Regions from separate parts of the Homo sapiens genome. Here region 1 is linked to region 2. A link is an interaction called in ENCODE POLR2A ChIA-PET data of the cell type or tissue named here. Cell type or tissue: B cell. All regions are shown on one strand. Links, peaks and the distances in the headings refer to the core of each region. The heading gives the core; the rest is flanking DNA. Region 1 has its middle 43 kb from the start of SIRPA. Region 2 has its middle 110 kb from the start of SIRPA.

Evidence for each region. Peaks named below come from ENCODE experiments on the same cell type or tissue, not always from the same donor. Only the 100,000 strongest peaks of a DNase experiment are listed, where the experiment ranks them.
Region 1: POLR2A ChIA-PET joins it to region 2 with 6 read pairs; 5 of 35 experiments call an interaction of 5 or more read pairs at or near these places.

Annotation. Positions count from the first base shown.
Region 1 is chr20:1,846,643-1,858,222 of GRCh38, forward strand. No RefSeq gene overlaps it. Among named protein-coding and RNA genes, the nearest start is that of SIRPA, 43 kb to the right of the region's middle. In B cell, for the core only: no CTCF peak of the experiment used is centred there; no DNase peak of the experiment used is centred there; H3K4me3 peaks cover 760 bases; H3K27ac peaks cover 879 bases.
Region 2 is chr20:1,776,763-1,788,342 of GRCh38, forward strand. It overlaps the pseudogene LOC100289473. Among named protein-coding and RNA genes, the nearest start is that of SIRPA, 110 kb to the right of the region's middle. In B cell, for the core only: no CTCF peak of the experiment used is centred there; a DNase peak (open chromatin) is centred at 6,674; H3K27me3 peaks cover 2,688 bases.

The sequences.
Region 1 (11,580 bases), core at 4,158-9,157, 70 kb after region 2:
GGTGAACTGAGCCCAGGTCTCTGGGAGAGCTGGTAGCTAAAGGCAGACTAACAGAACAAAAGCTCTGCTGTCAGTCTGAGGTTGGAATCCCAATGCCCTCACCCCCTGGTCACTTCCTACTATGAAACTTCCATTTTCTCATCCAATTCAACTTGTTAAAATGGTTAAAGTCATCCATTATCCCAATGTCTGACATATAGTACTCAATAAATGATCATCCACTCTGAAACAGGGGCTTTCAAATAATGGTAATAAATAGATTAAAGGATCTAGCAGAAAAGGTAGACAACATACATAAACAGATGGGAAGTTTCAGAAGAGAGAAGGAAACTATGAGAAACAAAAGAGAGAGAGAGCTGACTGGAAGTGCTGGAACCAGCAAGAAAAAGATAATATCAAAGAGGAAGAATTCTGTTGATGGGATTAGCAACAGACTGGACACAGAGGAGGAAAGTGAAACTTAGTGATGGGTCAACAGAAATTCTCCAAACTGAAAAGAGAAAAGAATGAAAATTCACAACGTAGCTTTCTTAGATTTGTTAAGAGGGTGAAGGCCAGTGTCAGACACATTGGATTAAGTAGTACCATTCCTTCAACCATTTAACAGAAGTACATTGAGCTCCTATTATGCACCAGACAGTGTTTACAGTGCTAGAATCTCAACAGTGATGAAAAGGACAAGGTCCCTGCCCTCAGGGAGCACACAACCTAAGGGAAGGATCAGACTCCTAAATAAGTAAAATACATACATAGTATATTAGATGGTGTATTAGTCTGTTCTCATGCTGTTAATAAAGACATACCTGAGACTGGGTAATTTATAAAGAAAAGAGGTTTAATTGGCTCACAGTTCCACATGGCTGAGGAGGCCTCACAATCATGGCAGAAGGTGAATGAGGAGAAAAGTCACGTCTTACATGGCGCAGGCAAGACATCTTGTGTAGGGGAACTCCCCTTTATAAAACCATCAGATCTCATGAGACTTATCACCATCATGAGAACAGCACAGGAAAGACCAACCTCCATGATTCAGTTACCTCCTACTGGGTCCCTCCCATGACACATGGAAATTATGGGAGCTACAGTTCACGATGAGATTTGGGTGGGGACACACCCAAACCATATCAGGTGGTGATGTGTCCTATGGAGAAAAAGCACGGGAGCAGGCCAAGAAGAGTAGATTCAGGGGATGCAATTTTAAATAAGGCGGTAGGTCAGGGAAGGCCTCAATAAGAAGGTGACATTTGAGCAAAGACCCAAGGGAGGTAATAGAGGAACCAGGCAAATATTTGGGGGAAGAGCATTCCAGGCAAAATGAACAGCTGGTGCAAAGGTCCTGGGGCATAAATGTTCACAGACAGTTATGCCCCAGGGAAAGCCCAGAGGCTGAGGTGGCCAGAGAGGAATGATCTTGAATGATGGAAAACAAGGTCAGAGAGGAAGGTAAATGGGAGGTGGCCCCCCACCACCCCAGGAGGGAAGCAGATTATCATGTAGGGATTTTGGCTTCAGCTGTGAGATGGAGGCCTTTGGAGGATTTCCTTCAAAAGAGCCACATGACCTGACTTCTGTTTTAACAGGATTCCTCTGGCTGCTACCTGGAGAATGGACTGGAGGGGCCCAGGGTGGAAGCAGGGAAGCCAGTGGAGAGTCTGTGGTGACGATCCAGGTGAGATATGGCACCTGGGATGAAGGTGGTAGCCATAGAGATGATGGCAGCTTTTAGATTTGGGGTGCATTATGATGGCTATGCTGATGTCAGGAGAGCTCTTATTGTTTTTATATGTGTTGCTGTTATTAGGGCTAGCCAGGCTCCCACAAACTTTTTTCAAGGAGCCCCAACCCAGACAAGCAGGAGTGAAGCTGCTCACCTGGCCCCACCTGCCAGGGGAATCTTGCTGCACTTGTTGGGTAGCTGGTGGCCAAGGTCCATCTCCCCAGAGCCCAGCCCTGTAGGCTCCTCACCCTCCAGGCAGCCCAGGGCAGCTGCAGGCTCAAGGTTGCTCTGAGCAGCCCCCAGCTCCACAGCTGTAAGGTTCTAGTTGTTGGTTTACTCAGAGGCAGCAGATTCATCTGGAGAATCTGGTCCCTGCAGCCCCAGGTGCCCTCATCTCACTTCCTAAACATTCATGAGAGGGGAGGCGGGCAACCTCCTCAAGACACCTCGACTCAGATGCCTGATTCCTGCCGCCACTTGTCCACAGCACTGCCCCATCTGGCTCCTGCCCTCCACCTGACGGCTGTCATGGGCTCCTGCTGGTACCCCTGCATCCATCCAACCCTTTCCCATCCACCCCACTAAGAGCAGGAATGGGCCATTCTGAAGAGGGTGACAATGTCACTCAGCGAGTGCTTAAAACTCCACCATAGCTCCCCCTGGCCTGGGATAACATCTAGAACATTAATAGTGGCCTTCAAGGCCCTGTGTGATCTGGTCCCACTCTTCATGGCCTTCTTGTCCCCCCACCCCACCACCACAGTACTTGCCAGCTGTAAGAAGCTGTACCTAAAGCACCCCTGCAGAACTTTGCACAGTTGCTCCTCCAGGTTGCTCTAGCATGGAATCCTCTTCCTGCCCTTCTCTACCTGGCAAACTCCCACTTCTCTGTCACCTCCAGGGTCACTGCCGTCTTCTCCAGATGGCTGGAACTCACCCCAGGCTAGGCTCCCTGCTGGCTCCCACAGCTCCCTCTGCTCTCCCTCCTTATTCAGCTGCACTATATTACAAGGATAATGACAACACATTGGCAGGCATGCCCTGCTCCCATTGTCCATGGCAGACATCACTAAACGATCAGGGTGTTCTTCCCCCCTGAGCCCGGATATGGCCTCAGGAATGCAGCATTCTAGAGCTCATGGTAATCAAAAAGAGGTCGGGTGCAGTGGCTCACACCTGTAATGCCAGCACTTGGGAGGCCAAAGCGGAAGGATTGCCTGAGGTCAGGAGTTCGAGACCAGCCTAGCCAACATGACAAAACTCTGTCTTTACTAAAAAAAATAAAATAAAAAATTAGCTAGGCATGGTGGCGGGCACCTGTAATCCCAGCTACTCAGGAGGCTGAGGCAGGAGAATTGCTTGAACCTGGGAGGCAGAGGTTGCAGTGAGCAGAGATTGTGCCACTGCACTCCAGCCTGGGCGACAGAGCAAGACTCCATCTCAAAATAAATAAATAAATAAATAAATAAATAAATATAAAATAATAAAATAATTAGAAAGCCTCCTGAGTAGCTGAGATTATAGGCGCCCACTACCACGCCTAGCTAATTTTTTATTTTATTTTTTTAGTAGAGACAGGATTTCGCCATGTTGGCTAGGCTGGTCTCGAACTCCTGACCAGGAGGCTGGGAGGGGGTGTAGGAAAGGCGGGAGGGGGTGTAGGAAAGGCAGGAGGCGGTGGCAGCCGGGTTGGCGGGGTGGGGTAGGGGGTGGGGAGGTGGGGAAGGAGGATGGGGTTGGTTATCAGGTTCTCGTCCTGAATGGCTCTGCCTCTGGCTTTCCCTGTAGCTTGGGCAGATGCCTTCTCTCGGGACCTCAGTTTTCACATCTGTGAAATGTGGCAATAGGGCCAAGTTGTCAGTGACATTCTTCCCAGATGTCTCCCAAGTGTCAGGGCTGGATTTATAAGCACCTACTCAGTGCCAGGCCCTCTGTGTTGTCCTGGAGAAAGAGATGAATAAGACACTTAACCCTGCCCTCCAGGAAGCCATGGACTAAAGGTGAAGGGAGTGTGGTGTGTGTGTGCGTGTGTGTGTGTGTGTGTGTGTGTGTGTGTGTGTGTGTGTGTTGCATGTAGGCAACTGGGGATGAAAAAATCAGTTTTAACCTGTCACCCAGCTGAGGCTCTCTAGGCTACTTGGAGCTTCCTGGAATTTCCTTTGTGTCTAATTGCAATTAGCATTCTTTCCTGTCTAGTAGATGCAATGTGTCCCTCGGGAGGAAACGCAGAGACCACTGCGGAGATGTTCCAGGAACTGAAACCTTTGCCTTCCCTTTAGACTTGCCTCCTAACTCCGTCTACATTAACCATATGTCTAATCTCAAGTCAAAAATTCAAGGTTTATAGGGTAGGGGCTAGGCTTGTCAGCATTTCCCAATGATGTCCTGTCCCACGATAAAACAATTCTGGGGACAATACATTCTGGAAATGCTACATGAAATCTCCCCCTCTTGAAGCTTCACATTACACATTTGCATATAGAAGAATCTAAGGGAAGCAAAAAAAAAAAAGTTTGTCAAACTTTGCTTAATCCAGTTCTTCAAACTTATTTAACCACATAACTCTTTTTCTCAAAGTTCCTGTTTGCATCTCTGTCAGTTATCATGCTTTAACTTGCATCAGAAACCTCAGTCAAGCTGGTTTATGCAACCGGAAGAGTACATTAGCTTTTGAGACTGAAAGTCTAGAAAACATAAGGGCCTCAGGTAGAGTTCAATCAAGGCCTCGGCTCCATCTCTTGAGGCTTCCCTTGTGTCTCTATCCCCCCTTCTGTACACTCGTAAGCTTCATCCTCAGCCTGGTTTACCCCATAAGAACAAAATAGCTGCAGCAGTTCTGGGCATCATATTCAAGTACCCCACTGCACAAAGAAGAGGAGCCTTCTCTTTTCATTACAGACTGGATGTCCTTGCTGTATTTAGACCATGTACTTATCTCTGAGCCAATCACTGGGCAAGAGAAATAAATGGGCATCAGCCAATGAGAGCTTACCCCTGGGATGAAATCATAACATCTTCCACAAAGCCTATGACAATGTCTTCCTTCTAGTAACACATATCCCAGTAATCTCAGCTATCCCATCCCATTCTTTGCTAAGGAAACTGATTTGTGTCCACAGCACTGGTGAGCCACTGATCTCAAAGAGGGTAGGCCCCTAACATGAACTCTGGGGGTGAATCTTGATTGGTCCAAAGATCATGGTAACCTTATTTCTCTTCACCAACGATTGGTTCAGAGATGGCCATAGGACTTGGTTCTAGCTAATGAGATGCAAGCATCTCCTGGGTGGGGCTTCTAGAAAAGCTTTTGTCTTCTGGTGCAAAAAATAGACTTAGATGGCATATTCCTTTGCTCCTTCACCTTTCCTTCTTCTTCATACCTGGAATGAGGATTTGATACCTGGAGGTGTGGCAGCCATCGTGGGACCAAGAGGCAAAAACTGCAAGAATAAATGCCACAGTCCCAGAGACTGCAGAACAGAAAAATAGAGCCCAAAGGCTAGACAACATTGTTGGGCAGCTGTGCATAGTCTGGAATGCTATCTCTTGACATCTTATTATGAAAAATTGGATTGGAAATACATATTTGTTTGAGCCAAAGACATTCATTACTAACTGACCAAAGCCAAGTCATTTTTTGTAAAATAGGACTTGTGAGAGCCTTGAGACACAGCCTTGAAGACACAGCTTGAGTATCCTTGAATTCCAGATACTTTCATAAACAAGTTCTGCCCAAAGATGTTATAAGAAAGCAGATTGTCCAAGCTTTGCATCCACCCCAGCAAAGAGTTGAGTGTTCCCTGTGTGAGAGGGGCACCAGGAGTCATGGAGCGTCAGGCTGGGAGCCCAACAAATCCCATGGCAGAGTGTCCCATGTTGCTTTGAGGTTTATAGAGGAAGCTATGACAATGCCAACTCAAAAGTACATTCTTGAATTCAGATACTGATTGAGATGCAGCGAAATCTATCCACAGTCTTAAGCTCATCTCACTCTTCTTATATCCTAGTAATCTTACTTCTGAGCTCTCTTCTGATAAAATAACCCATAATAAGCAGAGAAAAAGCCAGGAACATAATTTTCATGACAGTTACATTTACAATATCCTCCTCATCCTGCCCCAGCCCCACCAAAAAAACTGGACAAATCTAAATGTCCTATAACAGAGGAAGGATTTTAAAACTATCTGTTCAGTGGAATATTACATGATCATAAAAAATGATGTTTGCAAGTTTATAATATTATAGCACAGGGGAAAAGCCGGCTGTAGCATTATATATATTATGTATAATCTCAATTATAGAAAAATTGCATGAGGGAAAAATCAACCATGAAATAAAGACAGTAACATGTTAATAGTGATTATGCTTGGTTACCGTTATTATGGGTAATTTGTTGGGGAATTTTTCCTGCTGTTATATATTTTCCATTTTACCTATATGTTCTACTTTTGTAAGCATAAAAAATAAAACTGGCTCTTCTTTTAAAAGCTTCCAGGACCCTCCAATTTGTGAGATCATTGCTGTTGTCTCTCCTCCAGTAAAGCAGGTAATCAAGGACTGCCCAGAGCTGGTGACCCCATTCTGCACCAGGCCAAAATAAAAACAGCTTCCAACTCCAGCATATTTGATTAACAGCTTGAAATTCTTTCAAGAGGCAAAATGAATGGTAGGGAAAGGGGAAGATCAACACCCTATTGTTAAATGGTGATGTGAGCTTGCAGGAACTAAAGGCAAAAAGAGGTACACACCATTCCCTGCCTTATGCAAATCGATGCAAATAGGACACACTCTCTGGCTAAGCAAGAATTCCAGGTCTGAGCTCCCACCTGGATCCTGGGTCTCACTGAGGAGGGAAGGAAGCAGTGAGAGGAGGGCATAGTGATGACCCCATTCATTGAGCACCTACTAAGTGTCCCACTTGCAAAGCATTTTCATGGCCTGGAGCTCGTCTACCACTCATCACCGCTTGTGATGAAGGTAATATTATCACCCACTGTTTGAAGGCAAGTCAAGTGGAGCTCAGAGTGGGAAGTGGCCTATGCAACGTCACAGCAGGACCAGCCAACTCCAAAGCCAGTGGTATCTGATGACCAGGCTACGCAACCCTGGGATACAAGTGCATATGGTGCCTCTGGTGGGATCTAGGGTCAGTCCTCAGTGTGGAGGAGAGAAGAGATGTATAGGTTGTCGGGACCACAAAGCATGAAGGTCTGGAACTCCTGGATGCAATGTTAGACATCCAGGTGGAATGCTTGTAAGTCCCAGACAGACTTTGGTCCCCACCTGGCCTTTACACTCATTGGGCCTGGAACACGCCCCCTGCAGACACCTACTGGCTCACTATAATTCCCCAGTCAGCTCTCTGCTAAAAGGTTACCTTATCAGAGGGGCCTCAGCTGACTACTCTACCTAAAAGAGCATCACCTGCTCACCTCTCCCAGCTCCAACATCTCTATCCCCGCCCTGCTTGGTTTCGCATCGTCGTGCTTGACACCCCTCGACTTACTACATATGTATTCGCTTATTGACAAGAAAGTCCACTCCATGAGGGTAGAGAGTTAACTTTTGGGCTCAGCTCTGTGTTTCCAACACCTGGTACATACTTGGTTGTTCAAGACATATGTGTCAAATGAATTAATGAATAAATAAGTGAATTTCAACTTCCCCAGAGCCTAGTTACACAATCTTGGACAATGACCCAGCAACAATAATAACATAGTTATTAATGATACATCACTCTTTATAACTAACGTTTCTGAGCACTTTTTTTTATGAGACAGGGTCTCACTCTGTTCCCCAGGCTGGAGAGCAGTGGCATAATCATAGCTCATTGCAGCCTTTGTCTTGGGTTCAAGTGATTCTCCCACCTCAGCCTCCAAGTAACTGGGACTACAGGCACACGCCACCATGTGCAGCTAATGTTTTAATTTTTTATTTTTTTTTAGAGACAGGGTCTCACCATGTTGTCCAGGCTGGTCCCGAACTCCTGGTCTCAAGCAATCCTCCTGCCTTGGACAGCCAACATGCTGAGATTACAGGCATGAGCCAGGCCCCCAGCCCTGAGCATATATTTGTACATTCCTTTCCTCATTTGATCTTCACATCAATCATCTGAAGCAGAGAACGTAATTATCCCCATTAGACAGCTGCAGGGACGAAGGCACTGGGAAGGCAGGTGCTGCCCAGATCAGAGAGCATCGCTAGCAGAGTCAGGACTTGAATCAAGCATGTCTGATTCTAAAACCTACTTGCCTACCCACCATGTGATGCCCAGGTCAATTCCACCCAACAAGAGGGCAGGCACTACATCTGCCTTATTCTTCGCCATATTCCCAGTGCCTGGCACCAGGTGAATTGCCCTTGGAAAAGGATGAGAGAAATCAGTGGTTCTGGAAGTGTAGCCCCAGGACCAGCAGCAGCAGCAGCACTTGGGAACTTCTTAGAAATGCTGATTCTTGGTTCCCATTGCAGATCTACTGAATCATACCAATGCACGCTAGAGTGTGAGAACCACTGGGACAAATGGGCGAACGTCCCCAAGCCTGATGCCCCATCCATAAAGCAAGGCTGAGCACCCATGGGATCAGAGGGTAAAATGAGAACTTCAGCCAGCGCCAGACCTGCCAGGGGTTTGAGCTATCCTGATTCCTTCCCACAAGCAATTGGAGGACAAATTTTCAGCTCTAATTTCAGGCCTTTGATTTCGGCCTCATCTGGCCAGGAAGATGCCAGCTTGTCAGAGAGAGTGGGAGGCCAGGAGTGATGGAGCTGGAGCAGGAGAATCTATTATTAATTACCATGTAACATTGATTAAGAGCCCACAAGGCACCACAGCTGCGAGGAGCTCAGGAGAGCCTCCGCTCCTGCCTGGAGGGGAAAATGATTAGCAACATTATGAAAGGAAATATTCATCCTGTAGCGGCCCTGAGCAAACACCTCCAGGGATGGGGAATTTTCCTCTCCCAGTGATCTTTGCTCCTGGAGCGGGGGCAGCTGCCTCCGTGGCCTGGGACAGACTTGTCGAGCTAGGAAGGTGGAGAAGCTGACCTCTGACCCATCTGCAGGTGTCAGGTTGACAGGTCAGAGAGTGCAGCTCTAGGGGGCCAGAGATGCCCAACTTGGGCTCCTGAAAAAGCAGTTTAAGGTGGCAGGATCTTTCTGAATTTTGGAAAGAAAGAGGCAATCTGGATTTGGTTTTCAATTCTCCAAATTTTTAAATATGGTTAAGACAGATTCTGGGTTGGCAACTTCTGTAGCTACTCAGCTGCCCTCATCACATTTAATCCTTCCAACAACTCCGTCTTTATCTTCTAGATGATGACACTGAGCCTCGAAGTGGTCACTTACATAGCAAGTCAGTGGAGCAGCTGGGATTCAAGCCTATATGTGCTTCCTGAACCTCTGCTTTCTCTACTGAATCACTCAGGTATATTGAGGTGCCCTGCCCCTGGTGTTCCAAAGCCACCCAAACAAATTCCAAAAAGTTTATGACTATTGCCCAATCCAAGCTACATCCCTGCAACAGGATCACACCCAGATGTAACATAAAAACTCCTAGTCAGGCAACATGTATGGATGTGTGAATCTGAGCACCTGACCATTCTAATACCCACACTGTGCTCCTCCCAGAAGCTTGAGTGTCAAGGAGCTGGCCCCAACCTCCCAGTGGTCCTGCTTCTGACCTTTGATCTCACATTTATTTCCAAGAGGATCTAGTGGAATTAACCAGTCACCTCTCCCTTTGCTCCACGGAACTCTATTTTTTTCTGCCACTGACTAGCTGGGAAGCCTTAAGCAAGTCCCCAGCCTTCTCTGAGATTCAATTTCTCCATATGCCAAAGAGGACTATTTGGATCCAGGGATCAAGCTGCTGGCCTTATTCATTCTATGGTCAAGCCACTGACCAAGTCATTCCTAAATTCCAGAGTGAGAACAGAGACTTCATAGGTGATAATGATGATGATGATAAAAATGATACCAAGATACTAGTTAACTATTTTTAATGCTACCTAAGTGCCAGGCACTGCGTGTGGATTATCTCTTTTAATCCTCACAGCAACCGTATGAAGAAGGTGGTCTTGGTAAATGCCATTTCACAGAAGATGAGACTGAGGCTCAGGCAGAAAAATGACTCCAGAGCAGACACGCAGAGCCTCCACTCTGGTGTCCACCCTGTGCCCTCTCTCATGTTCACAAAATGTGAGGTTTGTTGGCTCCTTCTAGATTTCTCCATCTGGAATTCAGACCATAACAGGTCCCTGGGGGCTGAGCAAGCTGCTCTGTTTCCCAGGAAACCATGTGGAGCCTTGAAGATTTATTAAGGAATTCATAAATTTGGGGGAGAGTTTTAAAACTGGTACAGCTGGCCACAGATCCCCAGGGAGGTAGCAAGCTCCCCATCCCTGCAGGTGTGCAAGCTGAGACCAGGCAGTACATTTGGTGGAATGTTGTAGTAGGGATTCCAACACCAGATGGGAGGCAAAGAGGATGAGCTACATCAGTGACTTTTTGGAAAAAAACAAACAAATACTTGTTAAGAGCCAGACTGCCTGAATTCAAATCCCTCTTACTTTTCTGAGTGACTTTGGGCAAGTTACTAGACTTCTCTTTGTTCAATTTCCTTACCTTTAAAATAGAACTAATAATAGTACCTACCTGACTGCATTACTGTAAGATTACATAAAGTAATATGTGTGGAACACTTAGAAGAGTGCCTGGCACATGGTAAGTCTATAAAGTGTTAGCTATTACTTTCAAACATTTTATATTAACTTTGGAGTCCTGTCTTCCATTCGAAACTTCAGTGGATACTGATGTTACAACAAATAAAACAAAGAAAAGCTGACTGACCTGAAGAAGTCAGGGGCTGGGAGCACTGGAGCCCTGTGAAATCTGACCCCCTCCTGCAATAGCCTGCAAAAACACTGCCATGGCCCGATGCCACCACAGGCGACTGCACCTCAGTGGCTGCGTCCTTGCTGTCAAAATCCAATCTGCTCGGGCCTCTCAAAACTATGCATTCAGTGCCACATTTCACAGATGGGGAAACTGAGGCCTAGAGAGGCCTGCTAAGGTTACCAACCAGTTAAGAGCCAAGTTCCCTCTGGAGAGCAGAGGGGCTCCTCTGCCGCCTTCCCAGAAAAACAACCAACCACAACAAGGTCACAGTCCCAGTGCGAACTCCACTGCCCCTCTCGACATTGCCACAGAGGGACCCAGAGAGCCTCCTTAATGCCCCTCCCTGGTGCAGGACCTCCCACTGCAGGAAGCTGGTTTTGGAGGAGGGAAACCAGCTTTTGCTGGGAAATCATCAAGAGGAAGTAATACTTAGAGAAAGGAAAGAAGGGTAGCAGGAACCAGAGCTAAGCCTAGCAGAACGGGGGCAGGATGAGGCTGCAGGTTGGGGGTGGGGGCAGCCCAGAGCCTCCACCTCCCCACACAGAAAAGCTTGATCAGCCCTGGCCCAGCTCCAGACACCAAGCCTGGGATCAGCAATCCTGGGAGAGCCCCCAAACTTGCCAAAATTTCCCCTGCTCCTGGACTCTGCTCTTCCTGTGATAAGACCCATTTTCCGGGAAGATGTGATCACAGGACACTCTGCCTGTGAGTGTCTGATAGGAGGATTCCATCTGAGTCCTCTCCGGGAAGGCCTGTAAGACCCAACCATCAGGATCCAGACTCTCATCGTACAAAGGGGACACTGGCCCAGATAGGGGCTCATCTGAAGTTACACAGCAGGTTGGGACAAAGCTGGGACCACCCCCAGGCATTTGAGGCCTTACTGTTTTCACCAACATCAAAGTCTTATCTTAGTAACCATAGTCATAATAATAATAACAACAATCATAAGACGGATATATATT
Region 2 (11,580 bases), core at 4,473-9,472:
AGGACCAGTTTTGAGTTTTTCAGCCAGACCTGTATATCCTGCTGGGTGAGTGTTTTTCTTCTCTCTGCTGGACAACAGACAAAAAGGCACGGGGAGACTGAAAGCTGAGTGGGATCATTCCTCTTAAGAATTCTTACAGCAGCCAGATAAGAGGCCAATTCCGTCAGGGAGAGAGAGAATGCGAGGTGGAGGGCCCTGGTGGGAAGATGGGCTGTTGTTGCCGGTCCGGCACCCTTACCCTGGCAGCGGCCTGCGCTGTAATACTCCGAGGCATCCACCCTCACTGCCCCCAGGGGACTGTCCTTTTTGACTTCACGTGGTTCTGGAGGGCTGTGGGTCCATAGGCTGGCTTACCCCTAGCTCACAAGGCCCGGCCGATCCTAATGACCTCCACCCACCCTCTCGGACACTGAGCGCCCCCACCGCCCAGCCGGCCCACTCTGGGCCAGTAATTCATTCTCCCGAGCTCATCCCAGCCTCTGGGCCGGTAGTTCATTCTCCCGAGCTCATCCCAGCCTCTGGGCCGGTAGTTCATTCTCCCGAGCTCATCCCAGCCTCTGGGCCGGTAGTTCATTCTCCCGAGCTCATCCCAGCCGGGCGGAAGGAGCGCCGCCCGCGCTCTCTGGGTCTGAACTGCCGGCCGACAGCTCCCTCTTGTGGAGAAAACGGTTTGAGGCCGCAAAGAGTGAGCGAGAGACGGAGGCAGAGATTCCAGGCGGCAAGGCGGGCCAGAGAAACGATCAGCACGGCCAACAGACGACCCACAAAATGGGAGAAAATATTCGCAAAGCGCGCATCCGACAAAGGTCGAAGATCCACAATCTATAAGGAACTTAAATAAACTAACAAGTAAAAAAATAACACCATTAAAAAGTGGGCGAAGGATGTGAACAGCTACTTTTCAAAAGAAGACACACCCGCGGTAAACAAGCATGTGAAAGAATGTTCATCGCTAATCATTAAAGAAATGCAAATTAAAACCACAATGAGATACCATCCCACACCAGCCAGAATGGCTATTATTAAAAAGTCAAAAAATAACAGAGGCTGTACACCAAACTGCCCCCAACACAGTTTACCTATGTAAAAACCTGCACATGGGCCCAGACCTAAAACCAAAGTTAAAAAAATAATAATAAGATAATATAAAAATACTCAAAAAAGAGAGAAAGTGAAGAGGACAAGGAAAAAGAGAAGGATGGAAGGAGAAGGAAAGTGAGGGGGAAAAGGAAAGGGAAAGGAGGAGGAGGATCTGTTTGACCCCGTGTAAGGGCCTGTCCTGACCCCATGTAAGGGTCTGTCCTGACCCCGTGTAAGGGCCTGCCCTGACCCTACGTAAGGCCGTGCATGGACCCTCTTTTCCAGCTGAATTCAGAATTCTGGCCTCTGTTTAAAGTTGCCATCCAGAAACTTTCAACTGTGCCAGTCTTGATTAATAGCCTTTCTAGAAGGCACTTTGGTGCTCAGCAGTCCTTAACCTCTGCCATTTCTTGCAGTCAAGTGTTAAGGTGGAGAACTTTCAACATCAAGAATGCATGGAATTAGGGAAGGGGAGTCCCACCCTTTCTTCTTGGGGAGGGTGTGGAGGAAGGCGTGAGAAGTGGAGTCTGGGGGCGAATGTGTGAGAGTTGTATCACCAGCTGCGGGTATCCTTCCTTCCTTCACCATCATCCAATGCCGCCCTGAGTCTCTGACCCTCCCCAGCCGTGCTGCCCACAGGGGATGTCCAGAGGGGCTGGGCCAGAGGCTGTACCCACCTTTCCCCTGCCTGCGCACCTGGGCTTGCAGGGTGACGTTGGCCTTGAGTGGGGGCTGCTCATCGTGGACCACCCAGCAAGCAAACTCACGCTCCTCCAGCGTGGCCTCTGCCTGCCACGTGTGCTCCAGAGAGTATGTCCCATCTGGATTTCTGGTGGCCTGAGGGGACGAGGGGACACCAGGGTCTGGATCATGCTCCTGTTCTCCATCCAGGTGAGTCGCAGGTGGGCGGGATAGAAGTGGAGGACGTGGCAGGTGAGATTCACTCTGTCTTGCACATGTACATGGGTCCCAGAGGTTTCAGTGGTGATCTTCAGGGTGGGGACAACTAGACAGAGGAATAGGAAGTAAGACCTGGTGAAATCAGCCCCTGCCTGTGGCCACCCATGCTTCCCTCTCCCAGGGAACAGCCTCAAGGTCTCTCGCCTTTTTTTAAAGAAATATTTTTTTCTTGTATGCGTAATGTAAAGCAAATAGGGCTAAATGTTAATATTCATTAAATATGGGTAAGGGTACCTGGGTGTCTGCTATATTCTGTATTTTTGAAATATTTCATATCAGAAAATATAATTTTAAGAATTAGTAAAAGGTGATGCCCATGACGACAGGGACTTTATTTTGCTCGTTGCTGCATCCCCAGCACTGAGCACAGGGTCTGGCATACAGTGGATATTCATTATTATTAAATGAATAATAAACATTTAAAAAAAAAACTGTAACAATGACATTAATAGAACAAAGATGTTTAGAAAGGGAGTCTGGGACCAGATAATAACAAGATCAAACATTCGTAAGTAAGTCACTGCATGCCAGGCACTGTTATGTGTGTTTTATAAGGAATAATTCATTTAATCTTCACAGGACAGCTATGAAGTAGGTCCTCATTTTTTTCCTGTTATATAAAGAAACTGGTATTAAATAGTCAAGTAACTCACAAGATCCCACAAGTTGTAAAGTGGCACAGCTAGGATTAAAACCCAGACAGCGAGCCCCTGGAACCTGCGCTTATAACCACAATACACATGATCAGAAATCCATGAGGAATTTCATTTCCCCATTTATGAAATGAGGCTTTGGGCAAAAACCCTGAAAGCTGGATGCTTCCAGGGTTAATGTCCACCCCACCTGACTGCCCATTCACCTCAGAGCACTTGGGAGAGATTCATGGTTGTTTTCAGGGGCTCTGCCAGGGCCCTGTGGGTGACTTCGCAGGTGATCTCAGATGAGACATCCTGTCGGGTCAGTGTCACCCATGCCTTGCTGGTGATGAAGTCATTGCCTCCATTGTCAGGCACCAGGCGCTGAGCTGAGGCTGGATGTTCATCACTGTCCTTCAACCACGTAACATTGAAGTCCCGGGAGAAGTCCTGGGAGTTGAAGGGGACAGCAGTACAGTTGAAAGGCACTGAGTCTCCAGGGCTTGTCCTGTGAGATGGACCAGTCAGAGAGATGAAGGGCTGTCCAGCTAAGGAAAGAGCAATTGTGATTGTACACTGAGAGTGGGACACACCCCACAGGCACCAGTGGCACCAGAGCTGTGTCAGGCCCTGGGGGCCTACTATATGCTGTGTCTGATTCTGTCTTCAGGCAGCATATCGGCATTTGATCATAAGAAAACAAGCAAATGCAAATGTGATTATGACTGATCCCAGTGCCATCAAGGAAACCCAAAGACTGCATAGATGGAGAATACAGGGAGGACTTATTCTAGAAGGGCAGCTGGGGAAGAATTACTTGAGGAGGTGACATCATTGAGCTGAAACTCAGGAATGAATAGGAGCCAGCAATGGGAAGGGACAGAGGAAGGACATTCCAGACAGCGGGGACAGCAGGAGAGAAGGACCTCAGGCAGGAAGGGCTTGGTGGGCTTGAGAAACTGAGAAGTCTGTAGGGGACCCTAGTGTCATGGCAAAGAGGTCCAGAGTGAGAAGAGCCTGGGGACCATGGTGATGATCTTGATTCTATTCTGAGAGTGATGGGAAACCAGCAGAGACTTTAACAGAGGGGCAAAGTGGTCTGATGTACATTTTTTAGAGGATAACTGGGGTTGTTGTGTGGAGAATGGGAAGGAGCGTGGCAGGAATGGAAGCAGGGAGACCAGTGGGGAAGCTGGTACAGACCTCCAGGCCAAGGTGATGGTAGCCTGGACTAGGGTGGTGAGAAAAGGAGGCTCGAGACACATTTGGAAGATACAGCCCACAGGACTCAGTGATGGGCGGGATGGGGGGTGAGGGACAGAATGAATTCTGGATCAACAATTCCCAGGTTTTCTCTAGAGCAGCTGTGTGGGTGGTAGCTCTACTTTTTGAGCTGGGAAGATCTGGAGAAGGACCAAGTTGGGATAGGAAGGGAATGGTGATGAATCAGGATTTCCATTGTGGATGTAAGTTTATAAGGACTTGAGTGTAAAGTCAAGAATCACCCCAACAGGGATGGTTGGCCCCCCTACTCGGGTGCCTCCCATCAACACTTCACTAGACCCCCGTTGTCTGCTTGCTTACCTGCAGTGACAGGGAGCTGTCTCCATGAGAAGCAGCTCCATTCACCCTCACACCCAGCTAGGACTATGACAAAATATTTCCTGCTTCTGGGATATAACCTGGGATCTGTCTCCCAGAATTTTCCCAGGAAAACTGCAGGATGAGACTCACCCCTCCTTCTAAGGACAGCCTTGCAGAGCTCTGGAGCAAGAAACTCCCCAAGTCTTCACAGCATTCCCTAAGCCCCTGCTCTGCACCAGGTCAAGAGCTGGGTGCTGAGACCACAGAGATGAGTCAGACAGGACCCCCACCCTTGAGAAGCATCTGGTCAGATGGGGGTGAAAGGCAAATAAACAACCAATGACAAGCAGGATGACAGGCAGAGGGCAGCGCAGGAGGCCATAGGAACTTGTCCTCTTAGCACACAGCTCTGGTACCTTCTGGACTGTGCTCTGCCCTCATCACCCACCCTGCACACAGCACCGTGTGGTTCAGAAAACATTTTCAGCCATGTGTGCTTCTTTTCTTCCACATCTCAGCTGTGGGAGGCTGGTATTATTGTCCTCACTTTCCAGAAAAGGAAACAGAGATTCAGAAAGGTCTCGTGACTTGCTCAAGGTCACACAGCCTATCAGTGACTAAAGAGGGAGGGTAAGAAGGCCTGTCTGACTTTGGGTCCAGGACTCTTCCATGCCTCCAATGCCGGAGGCTCCATCACTCTGGCGACTTCTCTCTCTCTCTTTTTTTTCTCTCTCTCTCTTTCTTTCTCTCGCTCTGTCTTTTCCACCCTTACACCCTCTCTGACCCAGAACAGGTAGCCACCCAGACTAGAGCTGACATCGGGAAAACTGGGAGGTGGGCTCCTCTTTTACCCCCTGACCTCCCCCGAGCCCCTCACCCTTAGGTCACTTCCTCTTCTGACCCCCAAGCTCCCACCAGCTCCCTTTGTCCGCAAGGTCTACATTGAAGAAAAGATGCAAAACAGCACCTGACTGGCAGGAAAACAGCTCAGTCACCTCCTCTGAGCCTCAGTCTTCCTTCAGAAAGACACAGTGGCTGGATTTGGTCATTCCTGGGGGTCTCCTTGCCTGCCCTGAGGGTCTCTCTGGGCAGGAATCAGGACTCACCTGTGAGTCCCAGCAGAAGGGTGGGCAGGAGGGAGCCCAGGGCCCGCCCAGGTGTGGTAGCCATGGTGAGAGACTCACAGTGCTCCTGGTCTGTTCCTGGTGGCAACCACTGGATAAGGCCCTGAAAGAGCCCAGGAGCCACTGACCAGCCTCTGACAGCCTGGAGCAGGCCTTATACTTCCCAGCTGCCTACCCCACCCCATTCTCTGCCATGCCTGGAACAGAGGCCTGAGCCACAGTGAGGGAAGTGGTCACTGTGGCCACGGCCTCCTTCCAAGCTGCAAACCTTCAGGCCTGAGGTGTCTAACCAGGGAGGCATCTGGAGCCTTTTAATGGGTTCCGACTGTCCCTGATTCCCCATGAGCAAAACCAGAAAGCGGCTGAGCTCTGCCTCAAGCTTCAAGCCACAGAGCTGGCCTCTGATAGGCTGAGCCTTGATGTCCCTTGTCCTGGAGGCTCCTCCATGCTGAACAAGCAGCATCAAGAGCCTGCCCTGTCCCAGGCCCAGACACGGCTTCTGGGAATGCAGAATGGATCAGATATGGGCCCAGAGGGTTGAGAAGTGAGCCTTGACATACACAACCACGTGCAACCAAGAAAGACCCTAGACTTTGAAACCCAACCCTTGCCTCACAGCTTAACTGGGCTTGGACAATGGTGGCACGGATTTCCCATGGCCCAGAACTGTCTACTAGGCTCCACGTTGGGGAAACATGAGTTTGAAACACAGCCACCAGTTTCCCTGACCTCCCTATGAAAACAACCTCTCCCTTTGGTCTCTCTCCATTTCCTTACCCTACGTTACTGGGCTTTCCAATGGTTAGCCCTGATGTATATTACTCGTTTTTATCCATTTCCCTCATGAAAAACAAATGATTTGCCCTGAAGACTACTGCTTTTTGTTCATGGCTGTAACCAGCAGCCACACAGTGCTGGGCACAGAATAGATACTCGCTAATAACAAATGAACCTTTGGGGCCAGGTATGTTCTCAAGACTGATTACAAAGCAGCCAAGCCCAGCCTGCTCCCCAGCCATCCCATCTCTTTGGGGTCTGTACGCTCAGCTAAAGTGGAGGGAGAGGCTAGAGAGGAGTTTTCTAGCCTGGGTGAGGCTGTTATGGAAACTCCCCTGACCTCACAACCCCCCACCACTACTCAGCCAAGCAAGGCACCCCAAAATGACTCCTAGATATTACGTGCCTGCAGGAGGAGGAGGCTGGCTTTTCTTTTTCCAGGTGTCTCCTGAAGCAACAGTGGATTTGCTGATCCACCTTGATGTTGCCCTGAGCAGGAGAAAAAGGAACTGAAAAGAGACAGCAGGGTAGAGTGACGGGGTGGCAGGGCAGCAGCTCAAGCTTCCTCCATGCAGAGTGGCAAGGGGGTGAGGTCCATGGAGAGACCCTCATTGAAAGGGGGGAGCCGACCTTAGAGCATCCCACTCAAGAGAGATGACCACTGGCAAGAGGGCCTAGGAGTAAGAGACTGCAGCATGGACTCCAGCGGGGAGCTGTGAACCTGGATCAGATCATGCATAAAAGAGACTGTGCAGCAGACTGTGTACCCCCACAGCATACACACATGGGCACACACACGTGCACATGCATGCACACATGCACACATTCAGGATCCTCCTAGGAATCCACACCTGTGCCCTAGGAGGCAGCTGGCTTCCAGAGTCCAGCCATAGTGAACAGAGCATTGCTGGGTAAAAGAAGTCCCTCTTTTTCCATCTCCCTTCCCAGGCCCTAACACACCAGATGATAGACAGACCCAATTCAGGGAAAGGAGGAGGGACAAAAGAATGCTTCACCTCCATCCCTTCCAGATCCCTCAGCAGGGACTTGGAGGCAGCAGTGGGCTGGGGTGAGAGAAGGAAGTGGACGCTGAACTAGATGTAATGTTGGCATTTTCAACCAGACTAGTTTGGACTGGGCAGGGCCTGACACAGAATAGTTACTTTATAAAGTTTGGTAAAATTATTCATCTACCCTCAGTTCCTTGGTGACACTAGCCACATTTCAGACACTCAATAGTCACGTGTGGCTACTGGCTACCATAGTCGACAGTGAGGTCTTGGGTGAAACATTCTTCATCAGGGAAGTCTTTTCTACCCTAATGTCTCCCTGTGGGTTCAAATACTTCTCTTGCAGAGCATTTATCACAGTTATAATTAAACTGTTAACTTGAAACTAGTTGCATAATAACTCTTTCCCTTATTAGACTGTAGGCTCTGGAGGACAGGGACCATGTCCTTGGTCACTAGTGTAAATAAGTGCCGGATGAATGTTTGTTGGATGGATGGATGGGTGGGTGGATGGATGGATGGGTGGATGGATGGGTGGATCCATGGATAAACAGACTAAGAGGAAGGTATGTGCTACAGGGCAAGGGACAGAAGGAAGCAATCCCACTGAGAAAGCAGAGAAGCCTTCCTGGAGGAAGTGGGCTTCCTTCAGGGCTCCTGTCTCAGCCCTCCAGCTTAATCACACCATCTACACAGAAGGAGAAGACTGGCAACACTAGGGCTAAGCTGCAGTGGGTGGGCAGCCATGGGCAGCCTGCCTTGTGGGGCTGGAAGGCTGAAGGGGAAGTGGAGAAGATGAGGTTCTCCAAGGAGTGGCCTGAGGAATGCCAAAGTACCCACAGGGCTAGCCCAGGCTGGGCCATGCGTCCACTGGGTAAGGCTTGGCTTCCTCTGAGTAGAGTCACGTCAGTCTCCTTCCTTATTCTAGCACCGGCAAGAACTGGCTGTCACGTACTCTATAAGCACAACCTTTTATAGGAGCTGGGGACCCAAGAGCCCTCATCATGAATATGGGCCCCTGTGCTGGCCTAACAGGCTGAGGGCCCAGAGAGGACAGAGAGTTGCTAGCTCTTCAGAAAAGGGACACTGGGCCAGGTGCAGTGGCTCATGCCTGTAATCCCAGCATTTTGGGAGGCCAAGGAAGGCGGATCATGAGGTCAGGAGTTCGAGACCAGCCTGACCAACATGGAGAAACCCTGTCTCTACTAAAAATACAAAAATTAGCTGTGCGCGGAGGCATGCGCCTGTAATCCTAGTTACTCAGGAGGCTGAGGCAAGAGAATCGCTTGAACCCAGGAGGCAAAGGTTGCAGTGAGCTGAGATCGCGCCAGTGCACTCCAGCCTGGGGACAGAGAGAGACTCTGTCTCAAAAAAAAAAAAAAAAAAAGGACATCAATGACCCTAAAATCCAACTCCTTGCTGCAAGGACCCATGGATCTTTTACCCTCACCCCATCTTCTTAGACTTACCCTTGACAAGCTGCACATGTCACTCTGAGCCTCCTGCGAACACAAGTCCGTGTCTCCCCAAGACGATGATCAGCCTCCTTGAGGACAGGAACCCTTCCTTGTCCACTTGCTCCATGTCTGAGACCTCAGTGCCTCACACAGCCCCTAACACTGAATAGCCCCTGAACATGCATGTGTTAAATAAATGTGTTTCGTTATTGATTTACTTATTCCTGCAATTCTTTATAGAGTGTCAATTATGTGGCAGGCATCATTTGGGGCACTGAGCAAGTGAGCAGTGAGCAAGATAGTAAAAATAAAGGAATACCTAGGCAGTATAATTCCAGGGAGGTTAACTGGTATGAAGAAAAAGAAGTCAGGGGATAGACAGTAGCTGCGTATATTTTGGACCGTGTGCACAGGAAGCCTTCTCTGGGGAGGGGCCTATGAGCTGAGACCTGAATGAAGGAAGTGGAAGTCATAGGGAGTTCTAGGAGAAGAATGTTCCAGAGAGAGGAATACACTTGCAGGGCAGGCATGAGCTGGGCATATGTGAGCCACAGCAAGGTCACTGTGGTGGGAGCAGAGTGAGGGAACAGATGGTCATGGGAGAAACTGCAGGACTTGATCTTGGAGGCTGTGCTGATGAGGTTAGAGTGTAATCTGTGTGCAGTGCCTTGGGCAGAGAGCAGTACCGGAGCAGGATCCAGGTCACAGATTGGAAACTCACACTCTGGTGGCTGTGTGTATGTGTGTGTTGGAGGAGGGACAGGCTGGAGGTGGGTAAGGAAGGAAGCAGGGGAGAAGAGGAAGCAAGAGGCCACTGCAGTTAGGGATGGCTGGACACAGGACTCTGGAGCTGGGGGAGAGATAGGTGATGGAGATGGGGGATAGATATTTGCAAGCTGTCAACATGTGGATGGTTTCCACATGGACATTGCATAGGATGAGACCACCTCAGGAAAGAAGAGATTGGGGGAGAGGGAGAGGGGGAAGGAGAGTCCCAGGGCTGGGATTCTGATCTGGCTCTGCCACCAATTTGCAGGGTCAGCTTGGGCCATCTCTCTGGGCTTTGGGTTCTACAACTGGACATGAAGGGAACTGAGCCAGGTGATCTCTAAGGATCCTTCTTCTTTGAATATTCACAGGCTTGGTTTCATTTCCTGTACCCAGGAGTTTTAGTCTGGGCCGGGGCTCCACTCACCCCACTGCTGAGCCTGCTGGCTATCTGATCCCTGCATTGCACAGGGCCCCACTCTGAGAGGAACCCGCACTTGATTTACTGCTCTGCTGTTACTGTTTTGAAACGTTTAATTATTCTGGGACATGCTCTGCTAATTATGTGGCCAGTGCTACCATGTGCCGTTGGTCTACTGCTGTGAGGTGAGGCAGGAGCACGATTTGGCTGTTGGGAGGTCCCTCAGGTTGTTGGGTGCCAGGACTGAGGGCCCTTGCTGGACCCCTCTGAGGACTCCCCAGTCCCTGCTGTCACCAACGCCACCCTCCCAATGCCTCCCCAGACTCTGCAATCCCAGAAAGACAACCTTGGCATTCCTGAACTTCCTTTTCCTCTTTCCTTCAGAAGCTGAACAAATAGTCAAGGGCAAATACCAAAACCGTGGAATTCTGATATAGACCAGGATTTCCGAAGATATGAGCCATGGACTGACATGCAGACACAGTCCTACCCCAGATGTAGAATCCTACAGAGGTCCTAAAATCTGCAGTTAAACAAACTAAACAAAACAGCATTCTGACTGAGTTAAAACTTGAGAACTGCTGATTTAAGCTAGTGACCCAGATGAGTTCAGGAAGATGACTTGATGGGGGCATTGATGCTGCCTGGATTGGGGGCTGGGGAGAAGGAGGGAAGCCAGGGAGAGATGAACTACTCAGCCATATGCTCCTTGTCCTTCAGGTCTCAGCTCAAATGTCCGCCCCCAGGAGGCCTTCCCTTGACTCCAGCACACAGTGAGCTGAGACCCTGCTCCAAGCTCCCTCAACTCCTGACCTTAGCAGAGCACCTTCTTACCATTGGTGATTGTCACTACTGCTAGACTGCGTGCACCGTGGAGGCCAGGAATGGGGACTCTCTTGGTCTCCATGGTATCCGCAACACCTAGCACAAGGTGTAGCACACAGAAGATGCTCAACAAATACTTGTTCGATGAATGAATGAAGAGAGAGTTTGGATGTATAGGGCCAAGGGAATCTTTCAGTCCTAGGAATCTGACACTTACCTTGGAGTGAAGGCTGGTTACTGCCTCTTGCCTGAGGAGACCCTATAGAGGGCTAGCATTAGAATTCCCCTCTCCTGGCTGATCTTAGAGTGATGGAAGAGACTGGCAGGGGAAAATTTAGACTAAGGTGTTAAAGGCTAACATACCATTTCACCCTTCAATATTGGTTGTGATTTCCAAAATGCTATTTGCTAACCCCACTGAGCATCTCACTGGGAAGATCCAAGCCATTGAGGAAAGAAAACAAGCAAAAGAGATTTAAGGGTTAAAGAAACCCTCTTTTGATATTTTACATAGTCCCAACAAACTTCTCTGCTGCAGGAGATGAAGACTTCAGCCACTACAGGTGGACTGGCCCCAGTGACCCCTGTCTCCATGAGAGCAAGCAGATATAATAATGGGAGATGATGGTGAAGATCAATGCCTTAAACCCGAAGAATGGCTTTAATGGTGGACTTTTAGGCTGTCAGCACTTAGGTGGGGCACATCTGTAGGAAGAGGAGAAGAAAAGAAAACTCAATGAGATGAGGTGATTTGCTTGATAACTTACAGAGAGACCAGCAAGCTAGATAGGAACAACTAAGACCAATAAGGAAGTTATAAGAGGCTCATTTCTGCTTAAGAGAAGGAAGAACTTTCTAACAATAAATGCTGTCCAGTAACAAAACTGTTTATCTTTTGGGGGAACTTCCTTTCATCAGGGAAGTATAAGTATAGAACTC